Linked DNA regions of Mus musculus: region 1 is linked to region 2. The links are chromatin loops, found by intact Hi-C in ENCODE. Cell type or tissue: left cerebral cortex. All regions are shown on one strand. Links, peaks and the distances in the headings refer to the core of each region. The heading gives the core; the rest is flanking DNA.

Evidence for each region. Hi-C counts contacts between places; a loop is a spot of excess contacts. Peaks named below come from ENCODE experiments on the same cell type or tissue, not always from the same donor. Only the 100,000 strongest peaks of a DNase experiment are listed, where the experiment ranks them.
Region 1: it touches region 2 in a loop (1.9-fold over the local background); 6 of 42 quality-filtered maps call a loop at or near these places.

The regions. Positions count from the first base shown.
Region 1 is chr3:116,469,471-116,481,251 of GRCm38, forward strand. No RefSeq gene overlaps it. Among named protein-coding and RNA genes, the nearest start is that of Rtca, 33 kb to the right of the region's middle. In left cerebral cortex, for the core only: no CTCF peak of the experiment used is centred there; a DNase peak (open chromatin) is centred at 5,340.
Region 2 is chr3:116,033,592-116,045,372 of GRCm38, forward strand. No RefSeq gene overlaps it. Among named protein-coding and RNA genes, the nearest start is that of Gm26344, 26 kb to the right of the region's middle. In left cerebral cortex, for the core only: a CTCF peak has its summit at 7,389; a DNase peak (open chromatin) is centred at 7,385.

The sequences.
Region 1 (11,781 bases), core at 1,477-9,476, 430 kb after region 2:
ACCTCTGAGCCACCTCTCCAGCTCCGTTTTGCTTGTCTGTTTGCTTGCTTTGGTGCTCAGACACGCTCACCCTGTTCTCTGCCACTGAGCTGTTCCCTGGCTCTGGTCACTTATTTTTATATCAAACACTGTTGGGACTTTTACCTTTTTATGGCTGGACATTTTTTTGTATTCTTTTAAATACATTGGTTCTGGGCCATAATTATGTTACTTAAAAAATAATGTTGCCTTTTTAGAAGTGTTACAATATTTATACTTTTAAATTTAACAAATATTTATACCAATAAAGACACAGGAGGCATAAACTGAGGTAAAAACCTGCTAGCCCAGAGAGCTAACTTTATTTTCTTAACAATATATAAAATATCAACTTATGAGACTGGCTCTACAACTAAACAACTAGCTCTTTAGAAATCTCCTTCAATTTGTCTCATTCTACTGTGCTCCTCTACCTTTCCCTTGAGCTCCTCCAAACCCGAGAGAGCTTCTTAGCTCTTTCCTAGAATATTGTTTGACCTGCGTCCTGCCAGCTGCTGTTCTGTTGTTCCTGTAAGCCAAAAGAGAAAATCCCTCTTTATCTCCACACTGAGAGAGAGAGAGAGAGAGAGAGAGAGAGAGAGAGAGAAAGATCCAATTTCTATTAAAGAAGTCTCTCGCTCCTCCCTTATACCCTTGGCAGGCTGAGCCCTGTCATGGTGGGTGGGCTCCAAGCTAGTAGGGGCCAAATTAGTAGGGTCTAACCCTAACCCTACCTTTAACCCTAAATTCTAGCCCTAACCCTAACCTCAAGGCTGTCCAGTTGACTTTGCCTCAGGTCATAGAGCAAAGACCACAAGAACCTCCCCAAAGGAGTTTGTCTTTTTTTTTTTTTTTTTTTTTTTTTAATATCCCTGGCTGTCCTGGAACTCACTTTGTAGACCAGGCTGGCCTCGAACTCAGAAATCCGCCTGCCTCTGCCTCCATGCGCCACCACGCCCGGCGCAGTTTGTCTTAAAATAGACAGGATTTTCTTCAGCATTCTTTTCTATGGAAGCTTTTAGAAGCACACCCAAACCGCATCTCTTCAGGATGCACCTAACTGCATCCGACAGCTTCCACATCTATCTGAGTTTGTATATTTTGCTAACAACTGGGTTTTCTATGTACAACAGTCAAACATCCTGTAACAATGTGTCTCAGCTTTTACTTGGTGGCTCAGTACCGCCCAGTTAGGAGTCATGACTAGCCCGAGCGAGCACTCTGCACCTAATTCACTTGCTGGTGGTTTGTGGGGTTTTCTAACTTGGCAAAGGTTAGGCATGGTGGTAGGCAGGCTCACCTCCCAGGCCTGGGTGAGTGCAATTCCTCTAATCTGTCCATTTGATTCTTTCCCAGCCTAAGGTATTGAGACACAGTTCAGTGCTTTACAGAGTACACAAGAGTGGACATTTCTGCAGGTCTCCCTTTGAATTCAGACTTGAGATGTTGTCTCCCATCTCTCCAGTAGTCTGTCCTGCCAGCTCGAGGCAATCAAGTCTCTTCAACATCCCATCCATATTCTCAGCTTGACAGCTACAGAGGTTAGGTAGAGCATTAGGGCCTGGGATGGAGGGATGGGTCTCCCTAGGACAGGGAAATAGAAGAGATGGTTATGAATGGGTAGGGTTGTATGTGCTGGAATAGGGGGTTAAATAGGGAGGGAGAGGAAGACAAGGGAGGAAATATGAGGAAAGACTGATAAAACTCAGGGCCATTTGAGGGGTAGTATGGAAACCTGATACAGTAGAAGCTTCCTAAAACACATGCATGAAGATGCTCTCAATAAAAAGTCCAGATAACCAAAGAGACAGAGCCCAACTGGCTATGTCTCATCATCAAATAAAGCTTCCAGGACCAGGAATGAGTTACATATAATCAAGCTCTTGGCCAAAGAGGTCCCACGGGAATCCCCAAAGGACCCAGTGCCTACCTAGAGCGTTCACCCCTACAGACAAGTGTACATGGCCCTGGAAGGTACTCTGTAGGCCACCAAAGGATAAAGGTAAACACCAACCAAGCTACAAACTGATTCCCAACAGTGAGTAGCCTATAAGATGCACTGGTGTAATAGGGGCTCAGACTTGTGGGAGTAACCAACAAATATCTGATTTGAGTGAAGACCCACTCCATGAGATGGAATGCAAACCTAATGCTGATCCGGTGGTCAAGAACCTAAGACTGGATAGGCCCAAGGGCCCAAGGGAAAAATGGAGCACTACTGTTCTGCTAAAGGAAGGTAGCCCTAAAGTGACTCCTAACAACATTTTGCTATGCTCATAGATCCATACCTTGCTCAGCCATCATCAAAGAAGTTTCCTCCAGCAAGAGATAGGGGGCAAATACAGAAATCCACAGCCAGAAAATATGTGGAGTAAGAAACCTTGAACAGCCCCAAAAGGGATATATCACTCTAAGAAATCCCTCCCTCGGGGAAGAGGAGGCAGAGTGTGAGAGCTTGAGGGGATGGAGAACAGCAAGGAATCAGGCAGTGTGTGCACAGGGCCTCACAGGTCTGCACCACATGGGGTCCTAGAGCTAAAAGGAGAAGAGAATACACACCTGCATCCCTAACCAAGACTCTGCAGTCTCCGATTGATGGCCACTTGCAAATGCTTTTTCCACGTGAGTCTCACTGAGGAAGCAAACCACTCCTAAGGGTCAGCCGCAAGTCCCTGAGTAGACAGCCAACGGAGAACAAAGACAGTGGCACCTTTGAAGGTTCTTTGTCTCATAATGTTAAGTCGGGCATTTTTTAACAGTCTATGTCCTTTGCATATGCATTATGGCTTCTAGTTTTGTGATTTTTGTGGGATCCCTGTGTGTGCCGATGTGCGTCTTGGCGGCTGTATGGATTTCTTGTGCTTTCTCTTTGGCTCATTTTCTTGTTTGGCTGTTTTGTGCCATTTAAATTTGTTTGCTTTTGTTATAACTTATTTTATTTATTTATTCCATAGAAGCTTGTTTGTTTTCTAATGAGAGACAAAAAGGGAGTGGATCTGGATGGGGTGGGAACTGGGGTGGGAAGGGAAACTGTAATCAGAATATACCGCATGGAAAATCTATTTTCATTTTATATGTACATATATATAAATTGAGGATCTATGCATATATAAAGAGTGGAGATACACACACACGTATAGGTACAGGCATAGGCATAGGCATAGGCATAGGCATAGGCATAGGCATAGGCATAGGCATAGGCACAGGTACAGGCATAGGCATAGGCACAGGCACAGGCACAGGCACAGGCACAGGCATAGGCATAGGCATAGGCATAGGTACAGGCATAGGCATAGGCATAGGCATAGGCATAGGCATAGGCATAGGCATAGGCATAGGCATAGGTACAGGCATAGGCATAGGTACAGGCATAGGCATAGGCATAGGCATAGGCATAGGTACAGGCATAGGCATAGGCATAGGCATAGGCATAGGCATAGGCATACATATATATCCACAGCTCGGGGATCACTGCAGGGCCCACCTTGGCTTCTCCTCTCTGTGCTGTGGCCTGAGAACTTTACCCTGGCTGCAAGGAACAGCCTGTGCTTGTTTCCGTATCTCAGGGAACGCTGCCTCTCATTGCTTGATAGTTACTATCTTAGAAATTGCCATACTATATTTGGCTCACCCTTTAAGCTGTCACAGGAAGGAAGGTAGCTCTAGTCTGTCCTCCCCACCCATCTGTGCATGTGGCGCACGCGCGCGCGCGCATGTGTGTGTGTGTGTGTATGTATGTATGTATGTGCATGTGTGTGTATGTGTGTGTGTATGTGTGTGTGTGTATGTGTGTGTATGTGTGTATGTGTGTGTGTGTATGTGTGTGTATGTGTGTGTGTGTGTGTGTGTGTGTGTGTATGTGTGTGTTGTGCATGTGCACATGCTCTCCCCAGTTGTATGTGAGTACCCTTGAGAAGGAGAGAGGAGCTTTGAGCTAGCCTCTACATTCCAATTAGTAGGGACAGACCGCTTTGTCGTTTGATAATTCCCTTGTCTCCACCTCCCATCTGCTGTAGGAACACAGATTACGATGCATACTGCCATCCCTATTACATGTGCTGTGGGGACTTACACTCAGGCCCCCACTTGAACAGCAAGTACTTTACTAACTAACCCTCTCTCAGCTGCCCCCCAACCCCCATCCCTCTTCCTCCGTTTTGGTTGGAAGAAGAAACATAATTTATTTTATTGCAATATTGTGTCAATATATACAGAAAAATAATTATAGAACCCCTTATTCATATATTCTAATTTGCTTTTCTCTTGCTATGATAAACACCAGGGTCAAAAGCAATTTGGAAAGGAAAGGGTCTATTTCATCTTTTTTTTTTTTTTAAGATTTATTTATTATTATATATAAGTACACTGTAGCTGACTTCAAACAAACCAGAAGAGGGCATCAGATCTCATTACGGGTGGTTGTGAGTCGTTATGTGGCTGCTGGGATTTGAACTCAGGACCGTTCAGAAGAGCAGTCAATGCTCTTACCAGCTGAGCCATCTCGCCAGCCCCAGGTCTATTTCATTTTACAGTCATCATCAAGGGAAGCAAAGATCCAAGCTTAAAAGGAAAGCTGTTTACTAGCTTGTGCCTTACCTCGAATTAGGCTTTCTTACACAGCCCAGACCCATCTGCCTAGGGATGGTACTACCTACCCACCATGGGCTGGGCCCTCCTCCATCAATCAGCAGTCAGGAAAAAGCCTCCCAGATGTGCTCATGGCTAATGCGATGGAGGCCACTTTTCAGCTGAGGGTCTCTCTTCCCAGGTGAGTCAAGTTGACGAAACCAATACAGACCATCACAGCCTATAAATCTTCTCATTGTTCTCCTACTGACCACGGGGTGTGTGTGTGTGTGTGTGTGTGTGTGTGTGTGTGTGTGTGTGTGTGTGTGTGTGTGTGTGTGTGTGTGTGTTATGTGCAGGTGCAGGTTGCACAGTGTGGATGTGGAGGTCAGAGGACAACTTTGTAGAGTTGCCTCTGTCTTTCCACCTTAACATGAGTCTCAGGGACTGTACTCAGACGACCAGACTTCAGTGACAAGGGCCACTGAGCTCTCTCCATGGTGCATGAGTAGTTCTTAACTAAAGAAAGCATTTTAAAATCTCATAAGTTAATTCTAACTATCCAGAAAATAAATAAGATTAAAGTCAATTACATTAATTTTAGGGGACAAATTCGGCTTGATTCGAATGAGACAAAGTACTGATTGCTCTGGTCTGTGTGTGACGGTTTTCACTACCTGGACAGTCATGACTCACTTCCCCCCGAGTTTGTCTGTGTGACTCACTGAAGAGCATTGATTCGTCTGCACAATGCACCATGATGTCATCCGGCCTCCGCTCCCTTCAGCTACATCGCTTACACGACGATCCCAGCCCTGTTTCCTTTGGTACCTGTGCAATTAGATGTGCAGCTGAATATGAGATTGTGACAGTGCGTGGCTATTCAAAAGGGCATGTTAATCATCCTGAATATACTCAAGCTTTTTAAAAAATAATCATAGACTTAGAAAAGTGAGCTTTAAAAAAAAAAAAAAAAAAAACCCACGCCAGGCACACCATGCTGTTTGATATCAATTCTTTCAATGCAGGGCAATAAGACATTTCTCAAGGTGGTCGCCACGTTGAAAAGGTCAGAGATGTATTTGAATCAAGAGAGATGCTAAGTAGAGGTATCCAGTCAGTTCAAAAGCTCTGATAATGAGGAGGGAATGGAGGATGAGGGTGCAATTAACTAAATAATACTTGCAAGAGAAAAGAGGGGAAATGCTAAGAAAATGACAGAAGCAACTGCACAGCGCAGAAGAACATGGTGGTACAAAGAGATAAGTAGGACTCTTCCTAAGATGGACAGGACAACACGAGGCACAGCCTGGCCTCAAAGAAAGGAGAGGAGAGAGGAGGAGAGAGGAGAGAGGAGAGAAGAGAGAGGAGAGAGGAGAGAGGAGAGAGGAGAGAGGAGAGAGGAGAGAGGAGAGAGGAGAGAGGGGAGGGGAAGAGGGGAGGGGAGGAGGGGAGGAGGGGAGGGGAGAGGAGAGGAGAGGAGAGGAGAGGAGGGGAGGGGAGGGGAGGGAAGGGGAGAGGAGAGGGAGAGGGAGAGGGAGAGGGAGAGAGGAATCTGGGAAAGAGGAAAGGGAGATGCAGGGGAAGGAAAGGAAAGAGAGGGGAAGAGGAGAGGGGCAGAAGGAGACAGGAAGGTAGGGGGAGAGAAGGGGAAGGGAGATAAAGGGAAGGGGAGAGGAGGGGAAGGAGATGGAGGGGAGGGGAGGGGAGGGGAGGGGAAGAAGTAAAGTATCCAGGATCTTTGTGACTAACACATATATTACAGAGTCATACCAGGCAAATGAGGAAAACTGGCCAAAGCTCTATCAACAGTCAGAATGTACATGTGGATCGTGAATGGCACAGTATTGAGTCCTCAGGCCTCTGAGGGAAGGTGAGTCTGGACCAGTCTGTCGGGAAGAGTTCAGCAAGACAGAAAAGAGCACCATGAGATGCTACCTGCATGAGATGGACTGCAGCCATTCAGGGTCTCCATGTCCATAGCATTGTGGATCTGCTTCTGTTTTTCCTTGGTGGGCCTGTCATCTCTCTTCAACCTCTGCCTTTTGATAAATGTCATCCTACTGTGTGGCTTAAGAACCCTTCCATCTTCTTTTGTGCTTCATTCTTGGCTTTTTCATTGGCTGTGTGTGTGTGTGTGTGTGTGTGTGTGTGTGTGTGTGTGTATGGTATGTGGTGTATTGTGTGTGTATGTGTGTATGGTGTGTGTATGTGTGTGTGTGTGCGCGCGTGTGTGTATAACACACACACACACACATCATTCACTATCTTAGTTTTTGAGACAGGATCCTTGACTGAGCTGAAGCCCACCAGGTCAGCCCCCCAGGATCTGGCTGTCTCCTCTCTCCACCCAGGACTGGGGTTCCAGGCACTGTTGTCATCACATCTGGTACTCATTGACTGTGGTGGCTCCGAACTCCCATCCTCAGGCTTGTGGAGACTTTTCCTCCCAGAGCCACTGCCCCAGACGCTGTGGGTCTGGTCCGTGGTGATGTTTTGTGTCATTGTTTCCCTAACTTATCCGTTCTCCTCCTCCTCCTTGATGCTGTCTGTGGACAGTCCTCTAGGGGATAGAGAATTCCCTAGAATGCAGCGGGGAGGAAAGGATCATTCAAAAAAGTCTATAATTCCCAGAGTGAGCTCCTTATGGTGCCAGAAGAGTTCAATGGAATGGCAGGAGGACTATCTTGGTTAGCCCTTTAAACCTCCAAGTCCTCTTTGGCAAGCATGTATGACTTGCAGTCTGAATAATTATGTAAAACCTCTCAAATAGTCTGGTCTACTTGAGGGAAAAAAAAAAAAAACCTCGAGTGTTTGACTCTCAGAGCTATGCAAGAAAGGTCAGTTGTCTACATCAACCTGAACAATACACCTCGAAGCTGGGGTGGGAGACTTCCAGAAAAGTAAGAGAAAGGACAAAAAGGCTCCTAGACTTTGATAGAAACTCTTTTTTTTTTTCTGCCATTGACAGAGAATGGGGAAACCTGAGATGCTTCAGGAGGGAAGTGAGACGCCATGTCCTATTTCAGCTCAAAGTCTCTTCAAGAAGGTCACGTCCCTCACTGTTGACACACCCTGATTTGGAGCCATGTCAGTGTGACACCAGTCCAGTTTCTCATCACTGGACACTCTTTTACTGTGACAGTCAGTCCTCTGAGTGCATGGGCAGCTATTGAGTTTGTGCACGAACTGAGATCTACAATGACTAAGTATTTCAAAGCAAATCAGATTTCTATAGCAGCTAAAATAAAATTATTATTCCAGGGCCAGAGAGTTGACTAGTAGGTAGAAGTGCTTGCTGCGATGCCTGGTGACCTGAGTTCAGTGCCCGAGTCTGTCCCAGATGAAGTACATTTTTATATTATCCCGGTGAAAACTCCTTGGTTAGGTTATTAACCTTAAGAAGAGACCCGAGAAGCTGCGAGTCTGGCATTGAGCATCAGATCTGTCTGTCTCTGCTGGCTCTGGAGGCAGCTGTGATATGGCTGTGGAAGAGCCAGCCACCTGATACCAGTGTGCATTGTGCTGGGGGCCTTTCTCATGCCCATAGACAACTGCTCTGCAGACTCGAGCTGGTAACTTGAGTATGGGGACGTGCTACTTTTTGAATCAATGCTAAGCAAAGGGGAGGAAAAGATTTTGGGGTTGTCTTTCTCCTTGTGTTCCTGAAATCTGATTCAGTCAACAAACAATAACAACTTGCACCTGTTTCTTCCACATGTTAACTTGAATTCGCCGTCAGGTCTTCCAGCCTTGGAGCAACCTGTAAATCTAGGCTACTGCTCCTTTAAGGTGTGATCTTTAAGGGAACTCTTAAGGCAGAATCACATGGGAGTCCTGTGGAAATATAAACAGATTGGGAGTGGTGAGATGGGTAAAGGCACTTGGGACCAAGCCTGAAAACCTGAGTTGAGTCTGTGAGATCGACGTAGTGGAAGAAAAGAACCAACTCTTGAAAGTCCGTCTGCCTTTTATATACATGGCATCACACACACACACAGACACACAGACACACACACACACAGGCACTGGTGAGAAATTACTGTAATAAAAACTATAGATGCCCAAGTCACACCCAGATTCCCCCACTCAGAATGTCCTGGGAGAGGAGTGGACTGGACTTTTATATCTATAAAGACGTGTATTGCACTGAAGTTTGAGACTCACTGAGAGCACAGAGAGATGGCATCAGAGAGGCTGAAGAAGTCTCAGTCTGAGTACTAGAATGGAACAGCACGGAAACCAGGGTTAAGTAGTCAGAGGCTCCAATATTCTTTGCCTGCTCAGGGAATCAACCCTGTGAGCACTGCAGGTTAAAACCTCTCTTCAAGCTGGGCTTGGTGGTATGTGCCTATAATTCAGCAGTGGAGAAGGAGAAGCAGGAAGACTGAGAGACCAAGGACAGCCTCAGCTACATAGCAAGCTCAAGGCCAGGCTGAGCTATATGAGTCCCTGTCCCAAGAACAAAATAATAAAAATAAAATATCTTCCTTTATCCTCTTTCTTTATTCCTCTTCTTCACAGCTTATTTTGATATCTTTCCCTAGACTCATAGTAACTTGAAAAACAGAAAAATTAACTATATAACTATCCTAATTAGACAAATGTTTTGATATCTTACCCTCATATTTAGCATTTTGTCTGTGTGTTGGTTTGTTCGTTGAAACGGGATCTCACAGCCCAAACTTGCTTTGAATTTACACTTCCAAAGTTCAAGAATTACAGAAGTACAGCTGTTTATACATGGATGCAACCACATCTAACTTTTTTTTAAAGCTATTTTAGCCAGCCACAATAGTACACGCCTATAATCTCAGCCCTCAGAAAGCTGAGGCAGGAGGACTGTGAATTTACTGCCAGCCTACATAGAAGACACTCTCTCAAGACAAGAAGAATGCCTTTCCCTAACATAGGCATGATTTAGAAATTAGATTCTTGATCAGAAGAATGCTGTGTCAAACACCCATTAGAACAGACACAGCCTAGGCCTTCCTGCACATATGTAGCTTGGTCTTCACGTGGGTCCCAAATAACTGGAGCAGGGGCTATCTCAAAAGCTGTCGCCTGTGTGTGGGATACGTTCTTCTAGCTGGGTTGCCTTATCTGGCCTCAGTGTGGGAGGAGGCACCTAGGCTGGCAGAGACTTGATGTGCCAGGGTGGAAGGATACCCAGGGGGCCCCCACCCGCTCAGAGAAAGGGAGGGGTGGGGGGAAGGATTTGAGAGAGGGTGACCAGAGGAGAGCAGTAAGTGGGATGTAAAGCGAATAAATAAAAAGAACAGACATAGTCCGGGAAGGCAAGCTTGAGTTTTCAGGGAACTGAAGTTGCCATTTTTTCCCACTGTTATGAGGGTGCCTAGGGGCCTCTGGGCCAGGACTGCAGGGGCCAGTCTTGGTCCGTGCCGTTGAGCCCATCCATATATAACCCTCATCACCTCCACGGTGGCCACTGAGAAAGCATGAAGGTAACTACAGAAGAGATGCCATGCTGTGAAAAGCCATGGTGATGTCTAGGTGACATGGCAAGGCACTGTCACAGCTAGCTCATCAGTGTGCGAGAAAACCAAGCCTGATGAGAACCAGTGAGTCAGATTAGCCGTGACTCTTCAACCCCGTGCACATCTGGAGATGACCGCAGCTTTGCCAGATCTTGATTGCAATCTTATGAGATTCCTTTAGCCAAAAATACCCAGCTATCTTGTTCTTGGATTCCTAGTTGTGAAGTAATAGATTGTGACGTAATAAATATTTGTTGTCTCAAACTCCCAAATTTGAGGCAGAGGGATTTGTTCTTCAGCAAGAAATAATTGAGAGTGTTGTGGAGTTAATAAATGTCCTACCCAATACTGCTGCTGAGGAGAAACCCATTTTTTTTTTCAGCTGCACAATTATACCGTGGCCATAGCTCCTTGGTCTTGTCACGTATCGTAGGATCTTTCAGAGGAGACTGGGCTATAAAACAGCTCACTGAAGGCTCACAGTTGTAATGCTAGTTGAAGACAAGACTGAAAGGCTACAGCCCATCCTTTAGGATGTGTGCTATTTGGGGGATCAGCAAGAAACATGGAGTACTCTTTCTTCTACAGCCAGAATGTACTACACTGACAAAGGGGGCCAAAATGGGAACAGACTTCCCCACCATTACAGTTAATTCCGGCCCACAAACTTGTGTTTCTCATCCTGTGACTCCAATCACTGTCCTTTACTTGAATTCTTCCACCAGAGGTCACAACAATGGCTCCACTGAATCAGAAGATGAAATTCCCACAGGCCACACTGAGCTCTTTGTTCTATTAACCCAGCAAACAAAGAAGGGCTCATCATTTTTTGCTGGTAAATTGCTCCATGTTACTAAGGGTAAATTGAGTGGTTGCTGTGCCAGTGGAGGCAGGGAGGCCAACGTCTGCAACCCAGGACACTCTGGGAGAGGCTTTTGGGTCCTATCAGAATCTGCACTAAACATTAAGGCAAACGAAGAATAAATAGAAAATGGTTACTAATGTTTAGACTCTTTGGGAGTGAAGCATTTCCATTAGTCCCACTAAGAATGTCTAGCTGAGACTCCATTGACGGTGTAGCAGACATAACAACACAGGGTTATAACAAGTACGTAAAGGCTCTTCCTTGTTTGTTGTGTAGATATTGATGCGTTTTCTTTTCTCCTCTTCATTATTCCACCTTTACTTCATGTCAAGGTTGTTACTCCCTTCCTTCCAGTCAGTTACTGGTCAGGGAGAGTCCTGAAGCATCTAAAACAGTACCCGCTATTATCATTCCTCTTGACAGCCCACAATAACTGAGACCTTTTTGCTGAAGCCACTGCATGCCTTGGTTACAGGACACAGAGAATTCAATAGTGGCCAAGAAACTTGACTGCTGTTCAAAGTACTGTGAACAGTTACTGTGATTGCTCTTCAGTAGATAAGACGTCTATAGCCATTCCGGCACCAGACCCCAGGTTCTGGGAACATTTGGGACAGAAAGAATGGAAGAGTCAGAGGATGGGGAGGAGGATGTGAGTTGCTGAACGCTGGACAGGGCGTGGCTGTTACACAGGGGAACACACAGCAGCTGAAAGTCACAGAATCTGCACAGGATCAAACCAGTTAAACATTCCAGGGAGGGAGGGAGGGAGGGAGGGAGGGAGGGAGGAGCTCCAGAGGCCCCACCTCTAGCTGAGGAGCTGAGGGGTGCTGA
Region 2 (11,781 bases), core at 2,459-10,458:
ATTACAGTAGCAGAATTACAGTTATAAAGTTGCAATGAAAATAATTTTATGTTTGGGGGTCACTACAAGGTGAAGAACTGTATTAAAGGGGTGTGACATTAGGAAGGTTGACAACCGCTGGTTTATAAGGTGCATATGGAAAGTTGCCACAGGCTAGCAAGAACCATAAATTTCTACTTACAGCCATTGATGTGCCAAACCCAGAATGCAAATTTGAGTTGCGAAGACTAAAGTCCTACTTACGAAACACAATTTTTAGGAATTAACTTTCTTACCAGCAGATGTCACTGCAGCCTAATAGACTGATTTCTGTCACTTTAGCTCCCTTCCAGTAAACTTAGCAAATCTTTTACCTTAGCGGTGTCCCTGATTTTCCCTAAGAATGTCTTCTGCAGTGAAGTTAAAGAGAGACTAAGTTAGGGAGAGTGAGTTGACTCAGCCAGGAAAGGTGATTGCCACTAAGCCTGGGACCTGAGTTCAAACCCTGAAATCTACATACTGGAAGCAGGAGACGGACTACCTAAACTTGTTCATTGACCAATACCTGTATGCCATGCCATGTTCATGGCCCGCCCCATGATTAATTAATTAATTAATTAGTATGTTATTAAGTTATGTGAATCCTGGCCTAGGTTGATCATATTAAATAAACTTATATCACCCATTAACATATTTTATGTAACAATGAGGTTTCTCAGTTAAACCAAAGGCATGATTTTAAACACAGAATTGTACTGTGCAATAAATTATCAGAATAACTCACTATTTCAAAACTCAGCCATCCCAAATAGTAGGAATAAAAATTCATTTATCTCTGGCAAGTATAGCTCTTGTATAATAATAATAGTAATAGTTGTAGTAATAATGATAATAATACAATAGGAAATAATAAAATAATAATCTAACAAATAATAAGACTTAAATCATGTACTATTGCTCTTTAGAATGCAGCCTTTTGCTTTTAGCCAAAGTTTTTTTTTTTTTTTTTTTGAAGTAAAAGCAAAATATAATTTTTATTAGATATTTTCTTTTTTCTTTTTTTTTTTCCATTTTTTATTAGGTATTTAACTCATTTACATTTCCAATGCTATACCAAAAGTCCCCCATATCCACCCACCCCCACTCCCCTGCCCACCCACTCCCCCTTTTTGGCCCTGGTATTCCCCTGTACTGGGGCATATAAAGTTTGCAAGTCCAATGGGCCTCTCTTTCCAGTGATGGCCGACTAGGCCATCTTTTGATATATATGCAGCTAGAGTCAAGAGCTCCGGGGTACTGGTTAGCTCATAATGTTGTTCCACCTATAGGGTTGCAGATCCCTTTAGCTCCTTGGCTACTTTCTCTAGCTCCTCCATTGGGAGCCCTATGATCTATCCATTAGCTGACTGTGAGCATCCACTTCTGTGTTTGCTGGGCCCCGGCATAGTCTCACAAGAGACAGCTACATCTGCGTCCTTTCAATAAAATCTTGCTAGTGTATGCAATGGTGTCAGCGTTTGGATGCTGATTATGGGGTGGATCCCTGGCTATGGCAGTCTCTACATGGTCCATCCTTTCATCTCAGCTCCAAACTCCGTCTCTGTAACTCCTTCCATGGGTGTTTTGTTTCCAAATCTAAGGAGGGGCATAGTGTCCACACTTCAGTCTTCATTCTCCTTGAGTTTCATGTGTTTAGCAAATTATATCTTATATCTTGGGTATCCTAGGTTTGGGGCTAATATCCACTTATCAGTGAATACATATTGTGTGAGTTTCTTTGTGAATGTGTTACCTCACTCAGGATGATGCCCTCCAGGTCCATCCATTTGGCTAGGAATTTCATAAATTCATTCTTTTTAATAGCTGAGTAGTACTCCATTGTGTAGATGTACCACATTTTCTGTATCCATTCCTCTGTTGAGGGGCATCTAGGTTCTTTCCAGCTTCTGGCTATTATAAATAAGGCTGCTATGAACATAGTGGAGCATGTGTCCTTCTTACCTGTTGGGGCATCTTCTGGATATATGCCCAGGAGAGGTATTGCTGGATCCTCCGGTAGTACTATGTCCAGTTTTCTGAGGAACCGCCAGACTGATTTCCAGAGTGGTTGTACAAGCCTGCACTCCCACCAACAATGGAGGAGTGTTCCTCTTTCTCCACATCCTCGCCAGCATCTGCTGTCACCTGAATTTTTGATCTTAGCCATTCTGACTGGTGTGAGGTGGAATCTCAGGGTTGTTTTGATTTGCATTTCCCTGATGATTAAGGATGTTGAACATTTTTTCAAGTGCTTCTCTGCCATTCGGTATTCCTCAGGTGAGAATTCTTTGTTCAGTTCTGAGCCCCATTTTTTAATGGGGTTATTTGATTTTCTGAAGTCCACCTTCTTGAGTTATTTATATATGTTGGATATTAGTCCCCTATCTGATTTAGGATAGGTAAAGATCCTTTCCCAATCTGTTGGTGGTCTTTTTGTCTTATTGACGGTGTCTTTTGCCTTGCAGAAACTTTGGAGTTTCATTAGGTCCCATTAGCCAAAGTTTTATTATTCAAAATAAACACGTATTAACTGACAATTTCATAAATGTATGCGGTGTATTTGATAATAGTCACCCCTTCACATTCCTCTCTCTTCTCCCCTTTCTCGATATCTTTGGAACCCTTTCTTCCCCCCTCTTTCTTCTTGGCCTTTTTAAAAGACGATCCACTGAATTTAATTAGAATCGCTTGTATGTGTATGATCAGCAGCTATACCACTGAAGAAAATGGCTCCCCTTCCCCTGGCAGACATTAATTACCAATAACCCCTCAGCTGGAGGTGAGACCTCATGAACTCTAGTCCCAACTCAGAAAAAAGCTCTAAATTTCAACAGCAGGAGTATCACCTCTTATGTGCTGACCCTCAGGCTACACTTACCCCTAATGCTACAAGCTGGTACTACAGATGCTAGGACCATCCGCACCGGGAGGGAACAGTGACTGATGTGCATAGAAGTAATTGTGTGTGATAAAATTTGTGCAGCAAGTCACACCACTGGCTTCATGGCTGTACTCTTCCTTTGATGTAACAGCTTGTTTTTTAAGTGTTAATTCAGGACACTCTTAAGAAAATCTCTTCTTACTTTTTAGTGTTAGGTGAAATTAAAGAGATATTCATCCAAAGAATTCCACAATAATGATATGAAATAGGGAAGTACACTGATATAGGGATAACATTAGGTGTATGGAGGGGGAAATTACTTTTATAAAGCAAAACTCAGTGTTTTTATAAAGTGAATCAACATGAATCTAGGTGTGGAGTTGCACATCTGTAATTTCTGCACTTAAGGGGTAAAGACAGGAGGGTTGTCACGTGGACAGTTGAGGGTACAAGTGAGTTCCAGGACAGAATCACATAGTGAGACCTTTGTCTCAAATATAACAATGTAAATAGAGAGGACCAGAAAACTTTAAACATGCATTTACCATAAGAAATGTGTATAAAATTACTTTTGCAAAGCAGAAGACATTGTTTAAGATGTTATAAGATGAATGCAAGTCAAACATGCATTCATCTTATAATAGTACCCAAGGCCTAAATATTTACCAAGCAGATATGGAGATGCGTATGCACACAAAGACCCAAATGTTTATCAAAACCATGTTGATAATCACTAAGAGCTGAAAGCAGGTGTAAAGTCACTTGTGGCTCATTGTCCCCATGGAAAGGATCTGCATCAACAACCGACTCACTCCCAGCTGGAGTGGCCGAGGAAGCACAGACATGCTGTGAGCGTGCAGAACAGGACGAGACCAGAAGCATCTTGCCTCTGTCCCCGCCAGATTCACTCAGACCCATGGAAAGACCACTCTAAGACTCCAGTGGTCCTTTGGTCATTTCACATCTTTACAGAAGAGCCCTGTGGCCATCACAGTGTGGAGAATTGCTCAAAATTCACGTGTTTTACAGAGTGGGAACCTACACTGTGCATCTCTACCCTCTGTGCCAGAAGTATCTACGGCATGCCGCCATCTCAACGCTGGACCCGCTGCCCCAGCCTTTCTTCCTGGGGTCTGGCAGTCACACCGTGCTTCCATTCCTGACACTCATCACTGAAGTATCATCATCCTCACTGTTCAGAGCTGAGACCCTTTTGGTCCTTATTAGACAGCAGGATGCTCAGCAGAAGCTCCGCAGGCCAGAGGACAGTTTGGCAATTTGTGGCCTTTGTCCAATGCAGATTTGCACAAAGGGGAAGCTGACACATAGTGGCTCCATAGCCACCGAGGCAGCAGACCTCCCGTTCATCCCCAAGCACACTCCCTGCTCATGACAGTGACCATAGTGTCCCACAGCTGGCCTGCCAGCCACAAAGTGTTACACTCCCCCCCCCCATGAGCCTGCAATCAATTGTCCCCTGACTCACATACACAGCCCCATCTAGGTGACCCCTTTATCCACTCACCCACCCAGTCTAGGTCATTGATGCCATCAGTCATGAGCATTGTAACTGAAAAAATTATGTAGTCTCTCATTCTATCTAGAATTATAGCTAACACACCAGAGCTGATACTCTCACAAGCATCCACAGAGATGGCTCTTTCTCTAAGGAAACCAATAGCAACAAAAGTCCATAAGATTGGAAACATGCACCAGTTGTACCAGATGTACACATATCAATGCTGGAGACAGAAGGAGCATGGAAAGCAAGGAAGCACCATACCCTAAAGGAACACAAAGGTTCCAACCAACACTTTGGAAGGAGGAAGTGGAAGGGGGAAAGTATGTCATTCTATTACAATCTCAAGAAATATAAAACGTTTTAAGAAGAAATTGATGAGAAGGGTAACAATATTCTTTAGTCAAGGAAAAATAGAAACACATGCCCGAAGCTATCACATGTAGTAAGAGGGAGGCTTAGCACACACAAGGCCCTGGGTTCAATCTTCAGCACCACATAAACTGGGCAGGCTGGAACAGTGCAGTGGAGGGTAAAGGAAAAGAGGGTCAGAAATTCAAGATCCCCCTGAATAGAAAGTAAAGAGGTTTCAAATGAGCAACCTAGCAGTGTAACTAAAGCAATGAGAAAAAACAAGTCCCAAATTCAAAGAAGCAAATGAACAAAAATCACAATAAGTAGATGAAATTTAGGCTAAAAAATTTTTGAATAGCAAAAGCAAGACATTATGTCTTAGTTGGACGTGATGGCATGATGCCTTTGATGACTTTGTAAGTCAGCCTAATCTATATATTAGGTTTCAGACCAGCTAGGACACATGGTGAGACCCGACTTTAAAAAAATAAAAAGATAAATCAGATACTTATAGACTAAGAGACTGAAGGGACCACATATATTAATACAAATATAAAATATACATATATTTCAAAGTGTACATTTAAAAAGTTACAGACAGCAAATGCAAAAACTGTCAGGTGGGGTTTTTTTTTAGAACTAAAGTATATTTGCACAACAAAGAAAGAGATCCCTTTTACCATTTTGTTTAGACAGGCAAACTATCTGATCGGCATAAGAAGATAGCTAGTGAAGAGTAAGTGTATGAAAAAACTCTAAGCACCACTAAGAGATCAAAGCTACAGTGAGATATCCTCTCACTCCTGTTAAAATAGTGAGTGACTTGTAATAGCAAACACACACACACACACACACACACACACACACACACCCAAACAAAATAAATGTTAATAAGGAGGAGGCAAGAATACTTTAATCTTAGTACTTTAGTGGTAATCTAATTAATATGGCCATTGTGAAATATATTAAAGCTTCCCTCAAACGAGCTAGAAATAGAGCTGCCACCAGGCATTCTTCTCCTGTCATTGCATGGGTAACTAAAGGAATGAAATCAGTGTATTGAAGAGGTGTAGCTGGTCTGTGCTACTTTGTAGGCTCCTTTTTCTTCTACCCTTCGCCACCCTTTATCCACCCCTTCAACTCCCTAACACTAGACAGGAGAGGGAAAAAAAAGAATAAAGAGGAGAGAGGAAAAGATCCCTGAACCTAATTTCTTCTTTCTTTTTTTGATCACAACTACTAATAACCCTCAACCACCACCACCCCTGAATGACCAACAACCACCATAGCCCACCAACTACCAACCTCACCTCTCAAGGTCCTAGCATTTATATGCCCTCTGAAAAGTTCCCAGAATCCAAATGGCATACCGTTGCAGCAACTGTTTACAGCTGCCCAAATCACACGCCTGCTAAAGCACGAGGCAAATCATAGTCAGCTGTCTGAAGCTACCCTGTATCACATCCCTAGGATTAAACCAAAAACAAATTCTTATAATATTTCTGTGTTTTTTAAAGAAACGAGAATTCCAAAATTGTCACTACAAAGAGTCATCTTCCCTCCCTTGGTTACTGCAATACTCTTCTGCCAAGAGTAGCTAAGCTATGGAATCGTCTCCAGTGTCCAACAGCAGATGAATGAGTAAAGAAAATGTGTTATTATTCATGCTGGGCTACTATTCAGTCACAAAAAGAGTAAAATCTATAACATGCAGCAGCATGGATGGACCTGGAGAGCACTGTGTTGGGTAAATACATCAGACACAGAATGACAGATGTCACTTGCTCTCACTTGCATGTATGTGTGCTAAAATTTAACTTTCTATAGAATAGGACAGTGGTTACCAAGGAGAAGGTTCAGGGAGGAAAGAATGAATGGAGGGTATAGCTAGTTTGAGGTTTCTGGTGGGTGGACTGAATGATTTCTAGTGTTCTGTAGCCCAGTGGGGTAACTGTGGTGGAAAACAGCTAATTGAATATTTCAAAATAGCTAGTAGAGAGGATCTGAATGCTTTCAATACAAAGAGATGGTTAATTACAGAAACAATGGATAGGCTGATTGTCAATCTCTGGTCATTGCATTTTGTTAAAATGTATCAAAATGCCACACTGTGCTTCATAAATATGTACAACTACATGCCAAGTTTAAAAGTACACAACACAGGTGAACATATGTGTGTGTGTAGAGAGAGAGAGAGAGCATGAAAATAACCCAAATTTCTATTATTTATTAAAGGATAAACACAGCTAACTACTGATATTTGCACCAGCAAGACTGAATCTACAAAGCATTAGGTTAAAGAAACGAGGGCAGGCACAAAGAACTACATACCATGACTCCTGCACATGACATTTTAGAACATATGACACTATTAGAACAGAAAGCAAGTCAGTGCTCACCTGGTCCTGAAGATGGACTTGACTACAAATGTGTGCAGGGAAACCATGGGAAATGACCGTTTCTGTATCCTGATTGTGATGGTGGTTATGTAAGCACACATACTGATCGAAAACACATAGCCTCGTACATTCCCAATTGATGGATTTCAGTGTATGCAAAATTCATAAACCTCACTTCAATAAGCTAGGTAAACTCCACAGTCAACCAGCAGGTGTCATGCATTCATTTATGAAAAAAATCAACAGCTCAGAGCAAAATGATTGTTTGCCTAATATTTGTACCTACAGTGATCATCAACATCACATTCAAGACAGATTCAAGAAATGAAAATATCCTAAGTATTCCACCTGCTCTAAGCAACTGTGCTGAATCCATCAAGACAGAGAACAAGATGTGCTTCACTTCACTGTGTCTAATGTCTCGAAGATTGTCAGAAAATGCAGTCACAGCTTTACAAACAGTGTTTGCCCAACCTTGGCAAACTCAGTCCTTTAATGGAGTTTCCTCTCTTTTCTATGTAACCGCCTGATGAGCCTCAGGGAATTCACATGCCATAAACTTTAGCCTGAGCAAAGCAACTCGCATGCTGTTTGGCAACTTCCAGGTAAGTTTCTTCTCTTTTGACTATCGCCCTCAAATGACAAACTGCTGCCAGTTGTCAGTGCTCAATAGCAAGCTGGGTCGCACGGTACCCTCTGCTCAATAGTGTCTGCTGATGGTGGGAAAGTGGGTGATCAGAACTTACGACATTCTTACATCTTAAGACTGGGTGAAAAGTGAAGGGTCCAAAGAATGGTCAGAACAATTGAGAAGCACATGAAGTCACATGGATGTTTGCTTTGGAGGAACACAGGGTGACAGTTGGGACTTACAGACAGAAGTAAGGGCAGGAGTACACAGAAAAAAAACAACTTAAGAGAGTGAAACAGATGCATGGCTCACACAATGAGCCAGAAGGAAGTCTTAACCTTTCTCTGCCAAATACATTTGGAGCGAATTCATTTGGAGATGTCTAGAGACTCCTTAGAATAATGTTTACTTGGATTACATAGAATATTATAAGTTCATAAAAATGATACTTGGAAAAGTGTGTGGCAACTTCAAAATAACATAAAAGTGTATTTATAGATTTAGAATGATTAATATTTGGGGGACTTGTATATGTCATGTCGAACATGTCCAAGTAAGGGAACAATCTGGGAGAGTGGGTTCTATCCTTTAACCGCATAGGTGCTGGAGATCTAAATCAGGTTATCAGGCTGTGGCAAGCGCTTTCACCTGCTGAGACATCTCGCTAAGCCCAACATGGATGGTTTATGTCATAGGTACTGTTACCTTCGGTAGTTTTCATCTTCTTTCCCCTAAATTGACAATTATTGAAACCCTCGATTTAGTTTAGAGAAATTAGAGTTGTAGTTTTTCTTTCTAAACACAGCTTTGTGTTTGATGTATGTACGATTTGAGGAGGCAAAGTTATATACAGACTGTGAGATGGAAGGAAGACAGGATGGTGGGGAAGAGGAACCATGAAGGATGGAAGCCGAAGAAACTTCCTTCTGCAGGAGAGACTTTCCCCCTCTTCACAAAGTTCATGGTGTTCACGTCGTTTTACCTACAAAGCTGCAGTGCCAAGATGCTGCAAGTGGGGCTTTGTTTCCCTAACCCCCAAACCTGAAATTGTCAGTTTTTTAAGCTTGCTTATCTTAAGATCTCTGCAATTTACCCTCTTTCCAAAACTCTACTCTTACTAGCTTAGATGCTTCATTAGCTGCCGGTCACTTACTGCTTACAGTGTGTCAGGTACAACGCAATGTTATAACACGTTGTCTTATTTAATCCTCCAGCCATCCTGAGGGTAAGAGTAATTATGGTTATCATAGATATAGAAACTGAAGGCCAAGAAAGCAAAAACTTGGTTAAGGCCTCAGGACTTTTAAATGACAGAGCCAGGATCAGAGTAACATTCTCTTGACCCCTAAAGCTGTATGCTTTCTCATTTCTCCCAGTTTCTGTTATCCTTGACCTCAAATCTATGCATCTTGTTTCAATATAAGTTCTTTCTCCCAAGAGACAAATCTAATCACTGTACTTGGCTATGTATGGTCTTTCAGCGTTCTTGCACACCTTAATAAGATTATTCTGACTACTGTATGGGATGTGGATTATAGAAGGGTAAAATGGAGCAATTAGGAAGGCTAATAGTGGACAATAATCATGAGGTGACTTGATGTCTTCTGACTTCCCAGAGGGTATTTGGCAAGGAGTGTGGAGATTTTGGTTTTCACAGCTGATGCACTGTGAACACTACTGCCATCTTGGACTCTAAAGAGAAATGATTTAGGTGTTTTAAGTCAGCGTGTTAGTGGTGGAAGCTGTGAGAAGCACTTACTTCAAGTAGATTTGGAAGAAGTTGATAAATTATATGGGATGTGTTGACAGGTTGACTGTGGAGTCCTATTTTATTTTGTTTCATTTTATTTTGCTGTGTAGCCCTGGGCTAAGCTGATCTTAAATTGACTATGCAGCCCAGGCTGGTCTTGAACTTGTAAAGGTTCTCTCGTGTAATGAAATTAGTAGTGTGCTCTCCCATAGCCAGTTTTGACTCCTGCGATTTTGACCTGAACAATGAGATAGACAATAGTAATGGTGACAGTAGTAATGGTGACTGAAGGGAGAAACAGACGACAGTCCTCAGAACATTTTAGTTTTGTGGTTTTGTTTTGTCTTTATTAGAAAATATAGCAACTTTAATAACTTTAAATTTTCTGGGCCTTTGTTCATATACATACCAAAATAGTTTATTTTTAAAAAAAAATTGACTTATATAAGACCCTTAAAGTAAAGGTTGACACTCTTCAACTTTTTTTAAAAAAAGAAAATATTTTTTCTCAGTGACACTTAGTGTAAACTTGGGGACTTTGGGTTTCTTCTTAACAAATATTCTTTGGGGTAATATCAAGTTTGCAAGGAAAAATCTTACAAGATTTACATTCTTTAGTCTTTCCTCTTGATTAACGGCATTCTAAAATTTTCCAAAGTGTTACAAGCTTTGCATTCTTACAGTTTCAGTTGTGAGCCTAGCCTTTAATGGTGAGAGCATCTCTCCAGCCCCACTGTGCACTCTTGTAGTGTTGCAAGTTGATCTCAATGAATCCTCATCATTTAGTTCATTCCTGGCTTCAGATTATTGATTGCATTTTTAAGAAAATATTCCTACATCTATATCCATAGCTAAAAATTACATAACAGGATGATTTTAATTTACTTTCAAAACCCTGGCCCTTTCTGGGGTTCCATTGCTTTCTCATCGACTCAGAGAACTACAATGAGAGGGAACCATTAGAAACAATTACTGAGAGAACGGTAAGACAAAGTAGGTTCTGGAACAGGCACACTTGACTGATTTTCAGTAGTCTTTATAGTTTTATTTCTAATAACAACCCCAACACATATTTTCCTTACCTCCAAAAGAAAAAAAAACCCACAAACAAATGACAACAAAAACAAACAAACAATTAAAGAAACAAAAAACCCTTCAAGTTATCTCCTTCTGGGAGGGGAAAATTTACCTGCAAATACTTGATTCAATCTTTATATTACTTGACATTTATAGTAAAAAAGCCAATAATTTGAAGCTATTATTCTCTAGCTTTGCTATAATCACCTCCCTCTCTCCCTCTGCTTTGCCTTGCCTCTGCTCAGGTCAGTGGAACAATCTAATTTGATCTAGTCTCCTTGGATAAGGAATATTCAGTGTCCAAGTTATACATATACATACACATATAAATACATATGTATATATATATATATGTATATATATATATATATATGAGCAAGTCATGAATACATCACAATATTATCTTGGCATAAAGATTGTCTTTGCACTTTTGAGGATGTAGTTCATTTTGTCTCATTGAGAGCCCTCCTCCTAAGCTTCATAACCTGTCAGTGTTCTTGTGTTCAGATCATAAAGACTGAATATGTAAATGGGTTACAGTGGCTGAAGTCTCTCTGTCTTCATCAGTCAAGTTCAGTTTAGTGAATGATGTTTCAGGTTATATGTCATCTATTCCCTAAAGTATTCCTAAGCACCACAGTTGAGCTAAATGCTCCCTGAGTGCCAAATATTTACTTTTTGGCCACTGTTTATCTGCCTGTTCCTGTATCTCCTACTATCTGCAAAGTCATGTAGATAGCTTCAGGCTGTGCATTGCTACACCCTCAATATCTAATTAAAGGCCCCAAACCCCAGCTTGCATGAGTATGAGAACACGATTGGTATTCATACGACCGTTTCTCCTTACCCATGATACACGAGAGGAAGATAATAGAAAAATTACTATGGAGGTCCCTCAGTCCTAAGCCCCAAGTAAGAATTCTATATATAGCATCTCTACAGCGTTGAGCTACTGCTACAAGACTTCCAGAAGAGGGAATATGCTTAGCTTTTTCCATTTATGGGTAATTCACATTTTTAGAAAGTGCTTTTTTTGTATTGAATCAAAATCTGCCTCCTTGATTCTATCTGCCCCTTGGACTTTTATAGATTTCATTTCTATAGCATTAGTCTTCACATTTTAGAAAGACATTGAATTACATTTATTTAGAA